Linked DNA regions of Homo sapiens: region 1 is linked to region 2. Evidence: chromatin contacts called from ENCODE Hi-C or POLR2A ChIA-PET data. All regions are on one chromosome and are shown on one strand. The core of a region is the stretch at or near the end of the contact, and the rest is flanking DNA. Distances in the headings are between cores, read along the strand shown. Region 1 holds the start of CDCA3 (cell division cycle associated 3). Region 2 holds the start of SCNN1A (sodium channel epithelial 1 subunit alpha).

Region 1 (5,146 bases), core at 328-2,827, 480 kb after region 2:
CCTCAACAGATAACTGGGTACCCAGAGGCAAGTCCAATTCAGAAGATAAAGGTGCCTCTGGGGGCAGAACAGGCTCTGGGGGAAGATTTGATTTAGAGTCTTCAGTTTCAAATACTTCACTCAGCTGTTTCACCAGTGGGCTTGGGGGGTCTAGAGGAAGAAAGTGAAGTGAACAGTGACCTTCTGATACACAACATTCAGCAAGGAGCAAAACATACAGAAACCCAGGACTCATGCCCAGGAGGGTGAGCAAGTGGGAAGAGAGAAATCAAGGAAATCAAGGTGAAAGGGAGCAATTTTTTTTTTTTTTGAGATGGGGCTTGCTCTGTCCCCCAGGCTGGAGTGCAGTGGCGTGATCACAGTTCACTGCAGCCTTGACCTTGTGGGCTCAAGCAATCCTCCCACTTCAGCCTCCTGAGTAGCTGGGATCACAGGCCCATGCCACCGTGCTTTTGTGTGTGTGTGTGTGTGTTATGTGTGTGTATTTTTTCTAGAGATGGGGTTTTGCCATGTTGCCTAGGCTGGTCTTGAACTCCTGGGCTCAAGCGATCTGACCACCCCGGCCTTCCAACGTGCTGGGATTACAGGCATGAGCCACCGCACCCAGGCTGGGAACAAAATATTGAGATAAGAGTGAGATGGGTCCGAAGCAGGAGGATAGAGGCCCCTTTAAGGAACCCTGAGAGAATGGCTTCATGGACCCTACCCAAGAATAATAGATGACAGCTTCATCAGCATTCCCTGGGCCCAACGCTTACCTCCACTGCTGGTCTTCATAGGTGTCCGTGCAATACCAAGAGTAGGAGAGCGGGGATCTGAGTCCTGGGCATGTTTAAGACCCTCCAGTTGCTCCCCTGCTGGTAGGCCTGGCTGTGGAGAGCTCTCCACCTGTCAAGACCATAGGCTAGAACAAGTCTGGGCCCTGACTCTTCTCTCCTCTCCTCCCCATATTCCAGGAAGGAATTGCCAAGGCCCTCAGATATCCAGCCTACCCCACACAGATTGAGATTGCAGAAAATAAGGCTAGGATAAGGGTGGGGTCATGACGGCTCTCTCAAAATCAGGTTAGGAAGAGACCCAAGAATTCAGACATTCTCTGCCTTTCCCACGCTGGCCCAGAGTACCTGGATGGGAGTGCGCAGGATGCCAGCACTAGGTGAACGGGGGTCCGCCACTCGAGCCAGATGCTTGTTGTGCGGCGGAGGCCGCGCTGGTGTGACTGGGACGCTCTTGGCTGAGCCCATCTCAACCAGGAGTTGCAGGGTGGGGGCAAGGGCCAGCCCGGGACGAGGAGGGAATGCCTGTGAGAAGTGACTCAGGTCTCAGCCCTTATCTCTTCCACGTCGGACCTTCAACCCTAAACCACCCTGTCTTCCCAGTTTCCAGTGAAGAAACTTCCTGGCGAGGGACCAGAGGCCTCTGCGGAGTTAATGACTGCTGCAGCTGACAAAATGGCTCGTTCTGGGCCTGCTGAGCCCTCTAACTTATTTATTAAATTATTCAAATCACTTACCGGGCCCCAATTCCACCTCTGGATGCACAACAGCTCGTGGCTCAACTCCCGAAGTTACCAGTTTCAAACTTCCCGCCACGCCCCCTGCCCTGACCCTATTGGCTGAGCCGACGTAGTTCCCATAGGCCCTCCACGTAAGACCCGCCTCGAGCCAAAGGAAGCTGTTGGTCTGGGAGAACGTCTATCATGGTGACTGTAGGTGTCAATGGACTGATGCTAGGCTTGCCCAGGGGTGACGCCTCCTTGATAAGGGTACTTCTGTTCAGTATCGGCCTGCGAGCCGTCCGTGGCAGGCTGAGGAGTGCCAGTCTTCGCTTTCGAGACGTCTAGTCTCAAGAACGAATTATTAAACAAAATAGAATCATGAGTGATTACACTATTATGCGCACATCCAGCTGGAGTTGTGATGGTTTTCCTGAGGCGAGCGATAGTAGCTTTATTGGTTGACAGCTGTATCAGTCACTCGACACAACCCCCTCAAGCTCCGCCTCACTGGATACCCCCTTTACAAATACCAAGACAACTGTCCCTCGACTTTCCGACCGGACAGGTCCCCAGGAAACTTTCTGGAATTGAGAGGCCTAAAACAACCGTCAGTTCCTGCTCTTCAATAGAAGGCACGCGAATGGACTCTAAGGGTCCCGGAGCCGGAGCAGCTGCGGAGCCGCAGCAGCTGCAACCCCGAAGCCCACCTAGCTGCTCTACGTGCGCTCCCGCCCTGGAGGAGTGGGATTGGTTCTTTCAACCATCAATTGCCTTAGGAGCGCTTCTCATTGGCGTCAGTCAAGCGCGGGGCAGGGGCGGAGCACCGGCAGGCAGGCTCCGTCCAACTGCCATTCTCGCGCGTCGTCTCCGCGGCGCATGCCCCTAACGAGTGGCGCTCATTGGACGGGAGGGGCAGGGGAGGGGACTGGGAACGGTGGGAGCCGCCGTGTGTGGAGAAGCTGCTGCCGGTGTCATGGCGGAGCTGAGTGAGGAGGCGCTGCTGTCAGTATTACCGACGATCCGGGTCCCTAAGGCTGGAGACCGGGTCCACAAAGACGAGTGCGCCTTCTCCTTCGACACGCCGGTAAGCCCATTCCCCACGCCCGCAACGAGCACGACTTCCTTCCATCGCCCTGGTCATTCCGCTGGGGCCTGCAAGGCTTGGGCTACCGCCTCCCTGCGATGCACCATGGGACTTGTAGTCTCCCACGCTCCACTCTGCCGTTGCCTTTCATTAACTGCGGCTGTCGTGTGACTACCGTCCCCGGAAGCCGCCGCGCTCACCTCTCCGGCTCCCCGCTTCGTGGAGCACTGTGGGCATTGTAGTCACTCACTGCCTTCGTTGCCGTTCTAAGCTAGGGGCGCAGCCCGACCGTCGGACTACATCCCCCAAGTGGACCCTTGAGAAAACCTGGCAGTCGGCCTTGTCTGCCGCGCACGGCTCTCCGGGTTTTGTAGTCTCGTGTAGGAGTGATGGGGACGACTCCCCACTGTTCTCGGCCGGGGTTGGAGTTGGGGGGTGGGGACCGCAGTTCCTAGGCGGTTAATAGTCTGGGAGTGGACTCTCAAGAAGTCCGATTCTGAGAAAGGCAGAGAGCCTCCACCCCGTGGTTAAAACAGACAGGGGGCGGGGAGGGGAGGAAAGAGGAGAGGAAAGCTCTAGTCGTTTCTCCTTTGAAGTGAGCAATGGCCGCAGCCCCCACCCTTCCCCCCGCCCCCCAGCCTATCACAGACAGCTGAGATAACCCCTTTTAAAGTATTCCTAGAGAGGTGGTTTCTTTCTCGGAGGATGCTAAGGCCTCTTTCCCATCCCGCTCCCACTCTTGGCTAGTTACACAAAGCCACCTCCCACACCATGCTTCACGTTTTGCAGGCTCCACCTGGTACCTCCCTTCCTGCAGTTCTGCCTTCCCTATGTCACCCTCAAGCGGAGGCCCTTTGGGGCCTGAACTGAGAAGGCAGCAGCTTGGTTGGGATCCGCCCCCCTCACCACCCCTCCCCTCAAGCTGCTGTGCCCTGCCCAGTGTATTCTGCCAGAACCAGCTCATGGCCTGAAAACTGCAAGTCAGAGTGGAAAGCCTTCATTACTGCATCACCAGTACTGAGTAGAACAGCATGATGTGAGGCCCAGTTCAGGATCATCACTGTGATTTGTGGTTTGCTTGGTTTGCTAGGCTTTGATCTGGGCCTCAGACAATGTGCTGCTTCTCTGAAGTCTGGCTTTGGCAGAGGTAAAAGAGCACTGCGCGGAGCAGAGCTCCGGGGTTCCCAATCCTTGGTGAAATCAGCATCTTTAATTTCCAACAGAGGAGTTTAATCACTTCAGAGCTCCCACATTCTTCCCAGGAGGGAAAGGTTTTTCTTAAATTACCAGCAGGTGGTAGAAGTCAGTGGGTCCCTCTTTACACTTTTATTCACTCCTGTCTCTCTCCTTAGTAACTGCTTTGAATAATCCAAAAAGGGTTTTTGTAATCTTCTGAAACTTTCCCTTTTTCACCCCAAGTCAAGAGATTTTCAGTGTGCCCTAGTTCTTTGCTAACCAACTTCCAGCATATTTGGTTACCTTCAAATTGGGCTCATGGTAGAAAGAGCTTAGTTGACCTCCCCGGTGAGAAATGCTCTATTTGTTCATGAACTTGCAGTACACACTGTTCCTAGGAAGTGGTACAGAGCAATCTATGGGACCAAGAACTACCTTAGACAGTGCACTATTTTTCATATCACAGCAGAGAAATGTTCAAGGCCACTGAGACTTTTATTCCTGGAAGAGGATGTCTGTTGTTGCTCAAAGCCTTGGATCTGAGGGAAGACCCTTATTGTCTCCAATTTCCTCCTCCACCTTCTCCATCACTCTTTACAAAGGCACTGGAAAACTTGGTCAGCTTTGGGGGAAGCCCATCCTCCCTTCTCAGCTGTGTTTCTGGGTGGACACCCGTCTGTCCCTGTTTTCACGGGTTATGTGTGTTCTAGCTATCTCAGCAAGTGTTGCGAGATTGTTGTCAGAACGGGATGGCTTTGAGATTGGTGATTTGTTGGGACTTCAGCAGGGATCTTATTGGTCGGAGGGGAGGCAGAGGAGAGAGGGTGGTGGCTATGGAATGCTGGACTTCATGACCCTGCCAGACTGGGTGCATGTTTAGCTGTGAGTCCCTAACAAGTCATTGTTCCCCTGGAAGCCACACTTCAGCAGGAGAGGAGGGAGAAGACTCACAGTGTGGACCAGGGTTCGACTACCTGGTAGAATGTGGTAAAAGAAAGGTCTTTTTCGCTGGATGTTTAGTCTCACCGCTGTAATCCCAGCACTTTGGGAGGCCAAGGTGGAAGGATTGTTTGAGGCCACACAAGTTAAAGACCAGCCTAAGCAACATAGCGAGACCCCACCTCTAAAAAAAAAAAAAAAAAAAATCTAGGCATGGTGGCATGTGCCTGTAGTCCCAGCTCCTTTGGAGACTGAGGCAGAAGGATCACTTGAGCCGGGGAGGTTGAGGCTGCAGTGAGCTATGATCGTGCCACTGCACTCCAGCCTGGGTGACAGAGTGCAGTGTCTCTAAAATAAAATTTTTTTTTTTTTTAAAGGAAAGGTAATTTTGCTTGCTGGCACACTCGGGTCAGATATACTGTTCAAGTGCTGGAATCTCTGCTCCTCTG
Region 2 (5,143 bases), core at 1,424-3,923:
TAGGCGTAAACAGGATGAGTCACAGCTCAGTCACTCTCTCTGTGATGTTGTGACTTGCCTCTCTTTGCCTTAGTTTCCTCAAGTGTAAAATAGGGATAACAATAGCACCGGGCTTGTAAGATGTGAGAATGAAATGAGATACCCAAGACACCTTCGCAGCGTCTGTGCACACGGCAGCTTCCTAAGGAAATGGTCCCTACCTGGGACATTATACAGACGTTAATCAACGAAATGACCTGGCTTTTTTTTTTCTCTCTCTCTCCAGGACAGGACGTCCCACCCTTTCTTAGTCCGTAACGCACCTTTGGACATGATGGAATATACGAAGGGGCCTCCACCCACAGCATGACCAATCCCCAGCATCCAAAATCGCACACATACCAATATGTGCACACACACACTCACACCCACACCCATAAAGATTTTGCACTCCTTGAAGGTACACTAACTCACCATTTTTATCATACTTATCCCAGTGTGCCACAGTTACTGGCTTATATGCCTGTCTCTGCTATCTTATTTTATCTGTCTCCACAACACAGCAAACTACCTGGCCTTCAATAAAGGGCTTATGAATTATTCATGAATCCATTTTGCCAGGTGCCTAGCCCTGTGTCTGGCTTGAAGCAGGTGTTCCCAAGGTGTGGCATGGCTGAGTGAATACAAATAAAAGGTATACAAAAGCACTCAGCCCTGCCCTCCTCTCTTCTCCACGCTTACCACCTGCTCCGGTTTCCAGACCCAACATTGGCAAAGAGCACCGATGAAACCCAAAAGTTCAGGACACACCCAAGCACGTAAAGGTCAGGCACCTGGGCAGGTCAACAGTGCAGCATTTTAGCCTGGGTCTTTTGGGGGAAGAGCTTCACAAGGAGCTGCTCTCTAGCCTGACCCATTCTCCTTGTTCTGTAAGGCCCCTGCCCCCAGCCTTTGGGCTCACTTGCAGCCCTAACCTCCACGATCCCCCTCTTTGCTTTCTCCATAATAAATTCCCCTTCTAAACAAAGACTGACAGCACCACCTCCACAGCACCTGCACGGTCTCGCCTCCCCTCACCTAGCCTCACCCCTCCATCAGACTCTCCTGCTGAGGTGGACGAGGTCTTATACTTTGCTGGCATCTTGCTCCAGAAAAGGGATGCAGCTGAGCACACCCCTGCCCTTTTGCAAGCACTCCCTCCCACTTGCAGGAGGGAGAAGGGAATGGGAGGGAAGGAGAAGAGAGGGCAGGGGAGGGCAATGCTGCTCCAACAACCACACTCTGGGTGAGCCTGGGGTGCTAGGATGGCTCCACTGGGCAGGGACGCCAGTCCAGTAAGCTGGAGGCTCCTCATTTTGCCAGCAGTGAGCTCTACCTGGGACAGGGGTGTCAGTTCCCACCCTCAGGTCTGAGGCTCTGCCTGCCCAGTGAGCACCTCAGCACCCTGGACCACCCTTCCAGGCGCAGGCACCAGGGAAGGGGCAGAGGGACTAACCGACCTGTAGGGATTGAGGGTGCAGATGGTCACTGCGGGGAAGACGAGCTTGTCCGAGTTGAGGTTGATGTTGAGGCTGACGGGGTAGCTGAAGTACTCTCCGAAAAGCAGGCCGAATTGCCAGTACATCATGCCAAAGGTGCAGAGCCACAGCACTGCCCAGAAGGCCGTCTTCATGCGGTTGTGCTGGGAGCACACCAGGCGGATGGCGCCGTGGATGGTGGTGTTGTTGCAGAAGAACTCGAAGAGCTCTCGGTAGGAGCGGTGGAACTCGATCAGGGCCTCCTCCTCCGCCGTGGGCTGCTGGGGCGCCGCAGGTTCGGGGCCCAGCCCCTGCTCCTCACGCTTGTTCCCCTTCATGAGCCCTGGAGTGGACTGTGGAGGGCTAGAGTCCTGCTCCTCCAGCTTGTTCCCCTCCATGAGACCTGGTATGGGCTGCAGAGGTCTAGGGTCCTGCTCCTCCAGCTTGTTCCCCTTCATGAGCCCCGGAGTGGATTGGGGAGAGCAAGGGTCAGGGTCAAGGCTGAGCTCTGGGCCCTGAGTGCCCTCTCCCATCACCCCTGGAACCCGAGTGAGGCTGCCCCTGGCCATGCCCATGTCCCACCCTGCGCCCACATTCTCCCACTCCTCCCTCCCTCCTCCACCTTTCCTGGAGCCAGCAGACCTGCGGGAGTTGGGGCCAAAAGTGCCGGAGCTGGGCTTCCCTAGAACGGCCTCTCCTCTGCTTCCCTGATAGGGCCACCTTTCGAGTTTTGTCCTAGCACCTCCCTTTCTGTCTCTGCCCCCTTCCTTTGGTCTTCTTCCTCCAGGATCTGTGTCTCAGCTCCTGCCTCTCACTCCCTCTCTATCTGCCTTCTGTTTCTCTTTGGGTCTCTCCTGCTCTCCTCTTTCTGGCCTGCCTCCTCTCTCTAATCCTGCCTCTCTTCCTCTCCCCCCCTTGCCTTGCCCCCTCTCACTCTAGGCCCTCAGCTCCAGCCTCTGGCCCTGACCTCGAGCTGTGTCCTGATTCTGTCTCTGCCCCAGGACTGCAGGGCTCCAGGAGGTCTGGGCTGCCTCCAGCTTCCCACTCCCAGGTTGCGGCTGGACTGGGACTGGTTCCTTTCCAGTTGAATCTGGCAGCCAAACCTCTCCTCCCCCTCACCTGACAGGTGCAGCGGCCTGGCTGGGGAGCCCGCCCGCTGGCCGGCCAGGGATGGAAGCGACAGGAATCTCATTAGCATCTCAATTAAAGGTGAGCAGGGCGGGGGGAGGGGCTGAGGAGGAGTCAGAGCCGGGAGTTTTCCGAAGGAAGGAGGGCTCCCGAGGGCAGGTGAACTGGGAGTACTGGACCTGAGAAGGCGGACTCTGGGCAGGGGCTTTAGACGCAGACAGGCAAGGAGGCTGGGGGACAGGATGGCAGGTGAGGGGCAAAGATCTGAACAAGTAGAAGGATCCTGAGCCCACAGCTAGGAGGGCAACACAAGGAGAAGGGGCCAGCCAGGCTGAGAGGGCCTGGGTGGGGAACCGGGAGGACAGGAGGGCAGAAAGAGGGAGACAATAGAGAGGGACAGCGAAGGACAGAGAGATAGGGATGGAGGAGGGGCACTGAGTGAGTAGAGGCAGGTGGGGGGCAGTGGTGGGGGCAAATAGAAGGAGCCAGCACCAAAGGGAGTCTGTCTCCAGGAAGGAGAGCAAGGGGGGAGTCCCAAGTGTGCTTCCAGGAGCTAGAGGCTCAGCAAGTGGGCAGCCCTCCAAGGGCACCCACAGGTCAGCCTCACCCTCAGGCCCTGCAGAGAAGAGAGAAGAGGTCTCTGCAGGTCTCCTCCCCGCTCACTAAGTGGGAGCAGCGCACTCAGGTGGGATGCGTCTGCCTCCTCCTGGTCCCTCCTCTTTCCTGCTGATTCCTCGCCACCCCCTCCAACCTTGTCCAGACCCGGGAGGGGCCCAGGTGAAGCTGGGGGCTAGGCGGGGCCCTAGGACATTCTGTTCTTTTTTACACTGTTGGCTGCCAGGCCAGGAATGTGTAATCGCCCCTGCTGTGGTCACAGAGTTGCAGGAATGTGGGCAACCAGAGGCAGCGCGAGGGCCACGCAGGACACTGTGGACACAGACCCGGAGCCCAGGAAGAGGCAGGGAAAGCAGGCACTGAAGGTGCAGGGAGGATGTGGCCAGCGCTGGAAAGGAAGAGGGTGGGCATGGCACACGCCTAGACAGGCCCTGGGAGGAGGAGAAATTCGTTGATGGGCTATATTTTCTCCAAAATCTCTTTCCAAACTTAATGCAGCAAAAGGATAAGGAGTGGAGTGCCAAGTGGTGAGCAAGGAGAGAGAGGAGGGTCAGAGAATCAGACCCAAAAAGGGCTGGAGGAGACTCGGGAGAGCCACCCACACAACCCAGGCCCTGCACGCGGCAGGGAAGGCTGCCGCTTCCTCACGGGCCCCACAGGAGGCAGCCCAGAGTGCAGGAATGTGGTCACTGGCTTGTCCTGCCTCCCTCCACAAGCCAGCAGACAAAGGCCCAGCCTGAGCATTGATACACACCGGGGGAGGAGATAGGCCTGCAATACAATAAGATAAGGTTTCTATTTGTACACTTTAAAAGATTGTCTTTAAAACGGACTTCTAACAAAAGTGCAGATCTCAGATTTCTCAGAGATAAGACATAAGAGCCAAGGGCTAGGGGAGCCTAGGGGCTCACTGCAGGAGACTCAGGAAGCCTTCCCAGAGAAGGTGTCATCTCTGCTGAATCTTGACAAGCAAGGAGTTTAGCAGGCAAAGAAGAGAAAAGGCAGTACTCCAGGCTCAGGGTCCAACCTGGTCTGTGGCTTCCTCTCTTGCGGCAGTCTCTTGCGACTTCTTAAAGTGAAAGCCGGTGTCAACCAGGATTCCAAACCAGGTTCCCTTGCTTACCTTGATACTGCTCATGATACCTCCCCTTGGAAGGGACAGCTGGATTTTTCTTCATTGTCCTAATGAAGAAACTGACCCTTCCCAAGGATAAATCAGTTTTCTGAGGTTAGAAAACAAAATAGGAGCAGAGCTATAAACAGAATTCAGAATTCTCCTCCTCCTCTGGGGCTATCTACTTAGCGCTTTTGCCATTTACTTCCTGAGACAGACTCATGGGGGATCGGGGCTCAGGTGCACCTGGATGTGAAAGCCGGGAAGGCCTCCCTCACTCCCACACAGAGCCCGTGGATTCGTCTGCTCTCTGGGTGCTGGGTTATCTCCTTGGCTCTGTGAAAAGGTCTCTGCACTGTCCCCACTGCCCCACATATCCCAGAGACCCCTAGAAACTCCAGTCTCCCTTGAGCCAGGTCCTTACATTGGGCATGGTCCTCCCTGCAATAAGGTGCTCAGCACCCTGGCTGTTTGATCTCAAAGGTTCTGAAAAGCACCTCCCTGCCTTTTCTATTTGCCAGCTCATGCCTGAAATCCAACCACTAGCTTAAGGCAGCATGGCAAATAGTTTTCATATCAAGGGCTCTGTGAGAAGAATTGCAATGCCTGGTCTGGGCTGAGCCAAAGGGTGGTGACCCTGCCACGTCCTGCCGGGTATGGGAGTGGCAATGCGAGCCTAGTGCTGCAGCATTCTAGACCTGGAGCGGGCTAGAACAGGCTTGGTGTTGTGAGGAAAATAGAAATCTGAGACCTGGACTTTGGTCAGAAGTCCATTTTAAAGATGATCTTT

Evidence for each region. Hi-C counts contacts between places; a loop is a spot of excess contacts on that map. ChIA-PET counts read pairs that join two places held with the same protein, here RNA polymerase II (POLR2A). Pooled maps may share reads with other maps.
Region 1: a pooled map shows a loop between it and region 2 (3-fold over the local background). The contact joins the promoter of CDCA3 here to the promoter of SCNN1A in region 2. A Hi-C loop is called at or near these places in 6 of 50 pooled maps. POLR2A ChIA-PET finds 5 or more read pairs at or near these places in 3 of 52 experiments (HepG2, PC-9 and activated CD4-positive, alpha-beta T cell).

Annotation. Positions count from the first base shown.
Region 1 is chr12:6,849,709-6,854,854 of GRCh38, forward strand. CDCA3 (cell division cycle associated 3) reads right to left here and starts at 1,578. Exons shown (of 6, transcript NM_031299.7): 1 at 1,514-1,578; 2 at 1,125-1,301; 3 at 759-888; 4 at 1-150. The coding sequence starts at 1,244. It overlaps USP5 (ubiquitin specific peptidase 5), which reads left to right and starts at 2,442. Exons shown (of 20, transcript NM_001098536.2): 1 at 2,442-2,582. The coding sequence starts at 2,472. RefSeq lists silencers at 1,584-1,633, 2,304-2,413, 3,384-3,433 and enhancers at 1,794-2,073, 2,080-3,040, 2,144-2,193, 2,464-3,103.
Region 2 is chr12:6,372,890-6,378,032 of GRCh38, forward strand. It overlaps SCNN1A (sodium channel epithelial 1 subunit alpha), which reads right to left and starts at 2,674. Exons shown (of 13, transcript NM_001038.6): 1 at 2,616-2,674; 2 at 1,479-1,948. The coding sequence starts at 1,894. It overlaps LOC105369626 (a long non-coding RNA gene), which reads left to right. Exons shown (of 4, transcript XR_931591.3): 4 at 266-686. It also overlaps a transcript of LTBR not described here. RefSeq lists enhancers at 1,081-1,685, 3,502-4,106.